Regions from separate parts of the Mus musculus genome. Here region 2 is linked to region 1. Evidence: chromatin loops called from intact Hi-C (ENCODE). Cell type or tissue: left cerebral cortex. All regions are shown on one strand. Each heading gives the region's core, and the rest is flanking DNA. Links, peaks and the distances in the headings are about the cores only.

Region 1 (5,380 bases), core at 305-5,304:
AGAGAAACAACTCATACAAGTTGTCATCTTACTTTCATACTTGCTGTGTCATGCAGTCCGCCACCAAGTAAATGTAAAAAATAAATGTAAAGATTTTAGTAAATATAAAAATGTTAGTTTTTTTTTAGAAGAGACACTTAATTTCAACAAGTTTTACTGGACCAACCATCTAGCATTTTTACCCACAAAAGAGACAAATTCTAACTGTATGTGCTGTTTGGTTGTGTGAATTTGACACAAATGTAGTAACCTGGGAAGAGGGACCCCCAGTTGAGGAGTTGGCTCTATCAGCTTGGCCTATAAGCAAGTTGGGGGTACATATTTTAAATTAATGATTGACGTGGGAGGATTCAGCTCGTGTGGGCAGTGCCACCCCTGGGAATGTGGCCCTGGATTGAAGAAGAAAAGCAAACTGAGGGTCTCTAATAACTGGAGTGGGGAGGGGGCTGTCCCTGAATCTGTTGCCTGCCTGTGGATCTTGGTCACGTAACTGAGACACCTTGTCTGGCCTCAGTGGGAGAAGATGTGCCTAGTTCTACAGAGACTTGATGTGCCAGGATGGGGTGATACCCAGGGAAGAAAGGGATGAGGGATGGGAGAGGGACTGTGTGAGGTTGGGCAGGGAGGATGTGAGGGAGGATGTGAGGATGCGAGGATGTGATTGGGATGTTAAGTGGATAAATAAATAAGGAAAGAAAGGAAAAGCAAACAGAGCAAGCCATGAACAGCAAGCCAGTGAGCAGTGTTCCTCCATAGTCTCTGTTTATGTCCCTTCCTTGGCTTTCCTGGATGATGTAATGCGTGTAACCTATAAGCCAAATACGTGTTTTCCTCTCCCATGTTGGTTTTGGTCAGTGTTAGTTACAGTAACTGAAAGGCAAACTAGATCACTGCAGTCAATGTTATTTGCAAGACAAAGTTGATACCTTGTTTCGATTTTCATTTTGAGCAGTTTACACCTGGGCTAGCTCTAAGTATCTTCTGATGTATAACGTTAGTTTTGTGTCTATACAGCAGCCTGTTAAATCATTTGGGGCTTGTGTCCATATGCTCTGTGCTGCAGAGTGGTTTAGTTACAGAGCAGAAGAATTGTCTATTTGAAAGTCTAAATGGACTCACCCATAAAACTGTCAGAACCTGGACCTGTTACTGGTTATAAATATGTCCAATTAAAGGAGCATTTGATTTATATCATATACGAAGAGTGAAAAAAAAAGAGTTAAAACTTGGGCATATTGATGAGGTCTCCTTAAGATAATAAAGCCCCCCCCGACAATTATAAGAAAACATGGATGTCATTAGCTCCCTGGCTTGGGGTTGTCATGTGCCCCTCAGCTCAGCTTCTGTTTGGGGGATGGAGAGTGGATTTGGTTGGATTCATGAATGCACACAATGCCACTGAACCATATGCTTAGAAATGGTTAAAATGGAAACTCTTAGACCGTGCAGTTCTCCTGCAGTGAGTGGAGAGCAGCCTGGGGAACCACATCCACAAAGCCATCGGAAGGGGCAGTGGTGGGTGACTCAAGGGGGATGGGGGAGGGAAGGAGAAGCGGGATAAAGGGACTCTAAGGAGGTGACTTGGGTTTCTGTTGCTTTAATGAAAACACCATGACCAAAAAGCAAGTTGGAAAGAAAGGGGTCTATTTGGCTTACATTTCCATATCCCTCTTCATTGCTGAAGGAACTCAAGCAGGGCAGGACCCTGGAGGCAGGAGCTGATGCAGAAGCCACGGAGAGGTAGGCACTGCTTACAGCTTGCTCCCTTGGCTTGCTCAGCCTGCTTCCTTATAGAACCCAGGACCACAGCCCAGGGATGGCACCACTGGTTGAGAAAATGCCCTACAGCTGGATCTCATGGAGGCATTTCCTTCACTGAGGCTTTTTCCTGCGTGATGATTCCAGCCTGTGCCAAGTTGACACAAACCCAGCCACAGTACAGGTGGTAAAATGATTCTGTCATGGGGGATAAATGACATCCAATGTTTGGACAAACCTCAGGACTATACAGCTTGGAATGAAGTGTGCCTTACACGGGCCTTAGTGACAATAATGCATAAATACTAATTCATCCACTGCAACAGACACACCACACCTGCAAGATGTGAATGATAGGAAACAGAGAAGGAGGTAGAACATAACCTCTACATGCCTTGCTCACTTGAAGACAAAGTCTATTCATTATTATTTATAAAGCCGCCAGAAGAAGACACGTGAGCAAAAAACAAATGTAAGAATTTTGGCACAAGAGGACAGTGGAGGGAAGCCCAAAGGAAAAAACTCTAGGTAAGAATTTACTATTATTAATTATTATTTTTAATTTTCCAAGTACAGATGTTTTGGAAAATTAAAAATGAATATATATACATACAGAATTCTTCAGGCATGAAATGCTGAGAGAGTGTATTGATAGCACTCTCAGCCTGCAGAACTGTCAAAGCAAATCCCTTAGCTGGGGAGAGAATGACATCAGATAGAAATATGAACGCAGAGTGAAGGAGATAGTTGGGAGGGCACCTCAAAATAAAAGACTAAGTGGTGCGTTCCAAAGGCTCACACTAGGCCAGATTCAGGGGTGCATGGGGTAGGCCAAGCAGAACTAACTGCGTTGCTTTAGATCAGTGGTTCCTGACCTTCCTAAAGCTGCGACCCTTTAATACAGCTCCTCATGTTGTAGGGACCCCTCCCCCCAACCATAAAAGTATCTTCACTGCTACTTCATAACTGTAATTTTGCTACTGTTATAAATCATAATGTAAATAGTTTCGGAGACAGAGGTTCGCCAAAAGGGTTGTGACCCACAGATTGAGAACTGCTGGTTCAGATGTTAGTTTCTTCCTTGATCAGGTAAGGTACGGCGTCACTGTGGGTGTGCATCACTGTGGGTGTGCATCACTGTGGGTGTGCCGGTCAGCCTGGGATCCACATGGTGGAATGAGAGGACCAGCTACAGAAACTTGTTCCTTGACCTCCACATACGCGGTGGCACACACCCCTTCCTACATACATAAATAAAAATGCAATGAAAATCCACAGGAAATTATTTTATCATATCTCTGGGGAGTCCGGTCCGAAACGGAGGCCCTGGCTGGGTGGGATTCTTTTGTGTCTCCCTAACTGTGCAAGGCGTGTCTCCCTATGTCTTCCTTCTGTCTATGCCTGTTTGCTTCATCGTCAAAGGACACTAGACATATTAAATTAGGGCCCATCTCAAAGATCTCATTTTAGCGTAAAGCAGTCACAGTCAGAGGGGCTGGGAGTTGGGTCTTCAAAAGACACTTAAGGGTGTCAGCTTAAAGCTATTTGGGCGGTCTGTGGCGTGCTCTGCATCCTGGCCAGCAGAGGGCGCTGATGCCTGCATTGAAGCTTCAGAGAATGAGTTAGAGGAGCATTTCTGTCTTGGAGAAAGCTTCTGGGAGCCCAGCTTGCTCTTGTCCTATGTACACCCAAGTTTCCTTGTGTACCCTACTTCGTTACAAATGGTAAGAAATAAATGGTCATAACCTACTCCCTCTCTCTCCGTGTGTGTGTGTGTGTGTGTGTGTGTGTGTGTGTGAGAGAGAGAGAGAGAGAGAGAGAGAGAGAGAGAGCGCAAACAAGAGCAGGCAATCGGATACACATTGCACACAGGCCAGAGGTTTATGCTGTGTATCCTCTTTAATGGCTCTCCACCTTATCGCTGGGAGCCTGTACTTCACAGATTAGGTTAGGCTGGCTAGCCAGAGACCGCTGGGGGTCCACCCCTGTCTCCTCCCCTCTAGCATAGGGCTTACAGGTCAGGGGTCAGTACTCACCCTTTGCACAGGTTTTGGGAATCCAGACCCAGGTTTTCATGTTTGTGTGGTAAGCACTCGACCGACTGAGTCATCACCTTGCTTTCTATATGTGGGAGCTTCCAGTGTGGTGAAGTGTGTCTGCTGTCTTTGAACCCTTCAATGGCCTTTTCTGTTTCCAGAAAACATTTCTCCCTAGATACCATCTCTCTCAGGATTCTGTTTACTCTCTCTTCCAGCAATTCACACTCTGTCTCCGCCCACCTGGCAATTACCAACAAGTTACATAAATTGGTCTCCTTACCTATCATTGCATGTGGGAGGTAGTTTGCCCTGGGTACATGCCGTCCTCTGTAAAGGACAGAGGCTTATGAAATGCTGTCACAGCAGAACTTTAGAAGTACTGGAAGACAGATAAGAAAGCCCCCGTGAGCATGTCCCACCAAAGCAGCTGCTTTCATTTTGCAGACGGCTTCTCATTTCTTAGTTGTACGGTTATAAGTTTTACTTCTGTATCTGTGAGGATGCATGCAAGAAAGCACAGACGATGTGTGTGGACGACGATTTCATGTAAAGAACAGGCTGCACATGAAACTGTAAAAGTAAAAGACCATGGATGTGAGAGACTGGAAGCTTGAAGGAGGCTCTCTGTGCAGCAGAGACTGACATCATCCGAACCACTCGTGAGACAGCATGAAATGTAGCGTTGTGTAACGTAACGTAGCGTAGCGTAGCGTAGCGCTGGAAGTTTGGGAAGAGTCTAGAAGCTGAAGTAAATGTGGCCACTATGGTGAAGTGTCATTGCTACACAGGGCTGGCAGGAAGGAGGGGCAGAATCCTTCTCCATCCAGCTGATCTCCCTCTACTGCCTCCTACTGGCAGAAGCTAGCAACAAGTCCACTGACAGGAGAAATAGCATTTGCAGGAGTCGAGTTCTTACATTGTAGAGCCCAGGATAGAGGGGAGGTTTTGGAGATGACAGATACGAGTTTAACAGCATAAGTTACCATTTAATCAGCATCCACATTCACGTGTGAGCATCCGAATATCACCAGTAGTAACTGTTATGTTTTGGCCTCATCAGATGACATACCATCTTCATATAAGTAAGACCCAGACTCTCCCCATAAAAGACCAAGAAGCTGAAGTAGCTCCCCGTGGACAAAAATGGAACAATAGGAAGTACAAAATGACTAAGTACACTTTGAACTAGCCAATAGATAACTTAATTTTTTTTCTTTTTGAGGCTATGTCCAACTATGTAGCCTGGGCTAACCTGAACAGACTATGGAAACCAGGCTGGCCGGGAACTCGCAGAACTCCACTTGTCTCTGCCTCTTGAGTGCTGGGACGAAAGGTTTGCAGCGCTATGCTGTTGTGTGACTATTCCTGGGAAGAGGTGAATAAATGTGCACACTCACCCTGGCTGATGACCATTGTCATCAGGAAAGACACCACCAAAATCTACTTTGGTGAACTAATGAGATTATTGGGCTCACTTACAGGAATATGAGCAAGAGCTTACTTACAGAGGTAGTCATAGCACAAGGACAGCTATGTCACCAAATACTCACCCAAGCATGGGTGACAGCTCACAAAGCTGGGGA
Region 2 (5,380 bases), core at 296-5,295, 410 kb after region 1:
CTGGGACCAGAAAGCAGAGCAAACAGAAATAGGTAACAGATGTCGTGATTTATTTAATCAATATTTAACTGCCGGTAACAGCAGGAACTGAGTGTCTTCTACAGAAAGAGCCATGTGAGCAGCTCAATGATTAGGGATTGAGATGAAAGACCCAGATGTCTTCCTGATTCGTGTTGGGAGTTGTTTGTATAAAATCTGAAAGCTACATGCAAAGGACCCATTCTCAACCTGTGGGTCAGGACCCCTTGATGGTAGAACAACCGTTTCACAAGGCACCTAAGCCCATCTGCATATCAGATATTTACACTATGATTCATAACTGTAGCAAAATTACAGTTATGAAGTAGCAATGAGATATTTTTATGGTGGGGAGTCACTTACAGCACGAACTGTATTAAGGGGGTAGCAGCATTAGCAAGGTTGAGGTGCGGTGATCTAAAGGAATATACATGTTACAAAACAAAAAGCAAGTGTTGTCCTACTGACTAACAAGTCAGATAAACTTGGAATAGCTGAATATGGAGGTCATTGATTTTCATGTAGGTTGTTAATTAAAGCCGTTAATTTGATCCACTAAGTATTTAAAAGAGCAGCTCATTGATTATCAGTGAAATCTAAGACAAACTGTCATGGGTAATGAAAAGATCCTAAGTAGACGGCAATTGCCAGCTTTTAAAATAACTGGAGGTTTGATCGAAAGGAACCCATGAGTGTAAAATTGACTGAAGGGGTTTTTAAAAAATATGAATAAATGCCAATACAAGTTCAGCCCACACAACAGAAGCGGGACAAGTTGGTAACGGAGTAAACGCTTGGAACAACAGCAGGCAGTGTTTATTGTCAATTTGACAGTCTAAAGTCACCTGGAAGATGGGCGTGCTATGGAGATTATCTTTATTGCATGGGGCAGGAAGACACGCCCACAGGGGGTGGGGCCATTCTCTGACTGAAATCTGAGACTGTAAGCAAGGAAGAAGTGTGCTGAGCAGTGGCACCTATGCCTTCGGTCCTTCCCCTCTGCTTTGGACTATGACTACTAATGTGACTATCAAACTCAAGTTCCGGCCTTCCAGACTTCCCTGCAGTGATAGGCCACGATCTGGAGGTGAGGGCTAAAACAGACCCTACTTCCTTAAACTGCTTTGCTGGGGTATTTTATCACAGCAACGGGAAAGGGAACTAACACAAATGGTAAATAGAACAGTGGCTGTTGTGGAAGACCGTAGGGGTTGGCCAGAGCCAGGGACCCTCCCCTTTTGACTAATTATGTACCTCCCATGGAAGAAACAAGCTGATCCTCTCCTCCTAGGTCTCCTCCTCCTCTTCTTCCTCCTCCTCTTCCTCTTCCTCCTCCTCCTCCTCTTCCTCTCCCTCCTCCTCCTCTTCCTCTTCCCTCTTCCTCTTCCTCCTCCTCCTCTTCCCTCTTCCTCTTCCTCTTCCTCCTCCTCCTCTTCCTCCTCCTTATTTCTTTTGAGGATAATTTGATTCTTGTACAAATATTGCTGCCTTTGTTTGACTTTGGATTTGGACAAACCTAGAGTCAAAAAATGTCCCCTTATTTATACTTTACAAGTTGTCCCATATGAGGCAAGGCACCTCCAGCCTTCATCTCTTCTTGGTAAAATGGGGCTGGTAAAACCCATCTAGTGGGCTTTAAGGCTTAAACTTAATCAAGGATTCAATAAATAGCAAAGTGACTGACAAGGAGCTGGACACTTGGTTACTGTTGCCTGTCTTTTAAATGTTCCTGCTCCTCTCATGGTCCCCTAGCAATAAAATCCAGTGGCCTTCCGGAGTGTAAAGAGGGGTAAGTCACAGGAAACGCCTTCAACATTTGGAGTGGGTCTAAAACATTATCAGCCTAGCCAAGAGTGTCAACTGGTGCATTCCTAAAGCTGTTGGCAGCCACTGCCCTAGTGGACTAGGGCAATTGTTCTTTCCACAGTTTGAGAGGACCAGACCTCCCTTTTCACAATGAAGTGCAGGGAGGGTGACTCCCCTCCCCCACCCGAGAGGCAGTATGTGTGAGCAAATTCTCAGTCCTTTTTTTTGTTGTTGTTTTTAAAAATCTCTTTTAATAAGTTCTGTTTTATGATCAATCACAAGTAGGTTATTCATGGGAGAGGAGGTGCCTCTCTGGGGAAAATACACTAGCAGAAGATTGAATTTAAAGCATCAGAAACGATGTGACAAGATGTAAAATAATACTATGCTAACCTACAAATGACTTATTAATGCTGTGGGCCATGTCTGGGGCGTGGCCTCATTTACCCAATAAAATTTATGGATGGATAAAGACATTAACAATGAATAATTTCAGTCTGTGGTATCCATGGATACATAGCTCAATTGGAAACCATTTCTTAGGAGTTCATAGGCAGCCATTAATAACCATTGAGTCTTGGCCACACAGCCTTTGACAGGCTAGCTTATCAGAGCTCCACGCCTTGCTGGAGAGACTTATGTGAGCGCAAGGCTACAAGGAAACCTACACTTAATGAATGTCTATTAACGTCTTGAGGAGAAGATGAGGAGTGATTAGCTGAGAGAGTTAATGAATTGTCTGTTTAAGTGGGTTTACGAGGCAAATGAGCGTGTGGAGGTGAAATAGGACATCCAAAGACGTTCTGGCTCAAGTACACTGTGAACCTCTAAAGCATGAGCATGCAATATTTCCCGAGCTTGTCAGATGAATGGAGCCTTTCTTCTCAGAGAATTTTAATGAAAACCACATTGAGAAATGTGGGGAATGGAGATAAAACATACAGAAAATGTAAACAAGTCAGATAAATATGGTGCACTTGTGTGCATGCATACAAATTGTGTGTGTGTGTGTGTGTGTGTGTGTGTGTGTTTCTCTCAACAGGATACTTTTATCCCATAAATAACAACAGCAGCAGAATAGCTTCCTAAGCAGGCTGCACCATACAGCATTTGCATGACCTCAGTTTGCCTGCCATTACCATCAAAGGAAGAAGCAATCCGATAGCTCATTGGCATCAGCTCTTGCAAAGCTATAAACATCCCAAGACCCCTCGTCACCATGGCAACCTTATCCCTAATTACCAACTGTAACAGCTATGGTTGCAGTCGCCTCTTTTGTGCAAATTTGTCCTGGAGAATTCTGGGCGGTTCCCGTAGTAGAAACAGTACGAACGCCACCTGCTGGTCATATTCCTGTACTGCGCTAGCTCCCTGTGATCTCTGGGGTCCAAAGTCAAAGCCAAGAAAATAAAGCAAGATGAACAATCATCAACTCCAGAAAAGGGGTTCAGGGAGTGGGGGAGGTTTGGGGGAACGAGGGGTCACGAGGGAAAGTGACTGTGTGTAATTTTTACAAAAATAAACTTCCGTTCTTATCTTAATAAAAGTAAGGGTCCTGGAAACAGTGACAAATCTTCAAAGCATGATAGAAAGCTGAGATGGGAACATAAAAATTTGAATGTGAAAACACATGTGTTTGATATTAAGAAATGTATTGGAGTCCGTGTGAACTCCTAGCAGAGACCTGCTTTAAGTGCATTAAATACTGTCAACTTGCTTTAAGATGGCAGTGTAGAAGCTGGGGAGACCCTCACCTGCAACCCCTGCACTTGAGAGGCTGAGACAGGGAGGAACTGGCATTGAAAGCCACCTGATGAGTGAGATGCAGATAAGCCTGTGAGATGTAGCAAGACCCTACTGCATAAACTTAAATGGCAAAATGTGTCTAGAAAACTGCTAAGTGTGATTATCAGATATGAAGATACACCAGACTGTCACAGACCAGCTTAGGGAAATTAAAAATCGGAGCCCTGGGGTGGTGGGGAGGAATGCCCATAAATTCCCCTGGATGCTTATTCGCTTAGGATAAAGTCCTATCATCTATCGAAAAATGATACTATTAACATATGTTCTCTTTATTTTGTTATTATTCTTTCTCCTGTTTCCTCTGTAGTAAAAACATTTCTGAATTTGTATTACACAATGGTTAAAATTGGTTTTTTCTATGTTGATTCCTATGCATGTCAGAATTCTGATGTGCAGCATTCTCTAATGTCAGTATTTCTGTGTTTCTTTCTTCCTCCTCTCAGCCCACATTGTGTCTTAGTTCTTGTTACCCTTGTCTTTGATTTGCTTCATGGCTTCTTGAATTTCCACCGCAGAATCTATTGACATTGGTTTTCTTTTCCTTTTATATGAAAATTACCATTTCTCTCAGAGTAGCCCACCTGCCTGTGCAACTAAGTGTAATGAGAGCCATTATTTGGTGCTTTGATCTTTTTTCACGATTCTTATTGGTTTGGGCGGGGGGGGGGGGGGTTGGGGTTTAGAGGGACAAGGTCTCAGTCTGTCCCCGTGGCTGACCTAGAACTTGTGAACCTCTGCCCCAGTCTTCTGGATGCTGAGATCACAAAGGCACATGGCTGCCTTAGGCTTCTGAGATCACATACACACACACACACACACACACACACACACACGGGGGGGGGGGGGAGTGGGGAGTTAGCAGGCCTCTGTGCAGGTTTTTCCCGTGTGTTTACACATCTTTGAACACAAATAGTTTCTGTGCCCCGAGGTGGAAAATTCTCCTTTAACCCTTTCAGTGCCCTAGAATGTCTGAAGAACCATCGGCTCCAAGACATACAACAGCGATGCGCTCCGCCACCCAGTGATGCACACAGCCTAGGTGACAGAAAGTGCAAGGGGAACACCCACAAGGAAAAAAGAACCCTAGAGTAACCCCAGAGGCAAATCCTCCTGATCCATCCACTGTGTGCCTCAGCAACATTTCCTCCCACAGATCCTGTGCTGGTTTTAAAGGTTGGTGTCCCCAGAGGGCTGCCTGAGGCCTTTCCCTTGTTTATGGTGTGTTGTTTGGTTTGTTTCATTTGTTACTATAACTCCAGGAGGTTTGACCTTTCTTAAAATGAGAGCACTCAGGCCAATCATTCAGTCCCAGTGAAGCTGAGCTCCAGTAGGGAAAAGGCCACAGCCCTTGAAGTTTCTCGTGGGAAGGAGATAGGGCCTTTATTTGCCTTTTTCATTAGTTTGACTATATTTTATCTGTTTGTTGTTTTGTTTTGTTTTGTTTTGTTAGTATACGAAGTGATTGGTCTCACTATGGGATCCTCAGACATACTTTGATGTGTGAATCCTTGTCCCTGTCTCCTCCCCTGCCCCATTTCCCACCCCCTCCTCCACACTCTCACCCCTTCTCTGACTCCCTTACTCCCTCCTCCTCCTCCCCCATCTCTCTCTCCTCTCCACCTCCTTCTCAGTCCCCTCATCTTTCATGTCTTGTTCTGTAATCCTCTTTCTTCCTCTTCTCTCAACCTCCCTTAATATCTTTTCCCCTCTCGTGGGTCCCATTCTAGTTCCATGACCCATACACACACCC

What was found. Hi-C counts contacts between places; a loop is a spot of excess contacts. Peaks named below come from ENCODE experiments on the same cell type or tissue, not always from the same donor. Only the 100,000 strongest peaks of a DNase experiment are listed, where the experiment ranks them.
Region 2: it touches region 1 in a loop (5-fold over the local background); 35 of 42 quality-filtered maps call a loop at or near these places.

What each region holds. Positions count from the first base shown.
Region 1 is chr14:66,783,068-66,788,447 of GRCm38, reverse strand. No RefSeq gene overlaps it. Among named protein-coding and RNA genes, the nearest start is that of Gm5464, 83 kb to the left of the region's middle. In left cerebral cortex, for the core only: CTCF peaks have their summits at 3,330 (motif pointing right) and 4,662 (motif pointing left); DNase peaks (open chromatin) are centred at 3,344, 4,074 and 4,592.
Region 2 is chr14:66,375,817-66,381,196 of GRCm38, reverse strand. No RefSeq gene overlaps it. Among named protein-coding and RNA genes, the nearest start is that of Stmn4, 34 kb to the right of the region's middle. In left cerebral cortex, for the core only: a CTCF peak has its summit at 3,174 (motif pointing left); a DNase peak (open chromatin) is centred at 3,107.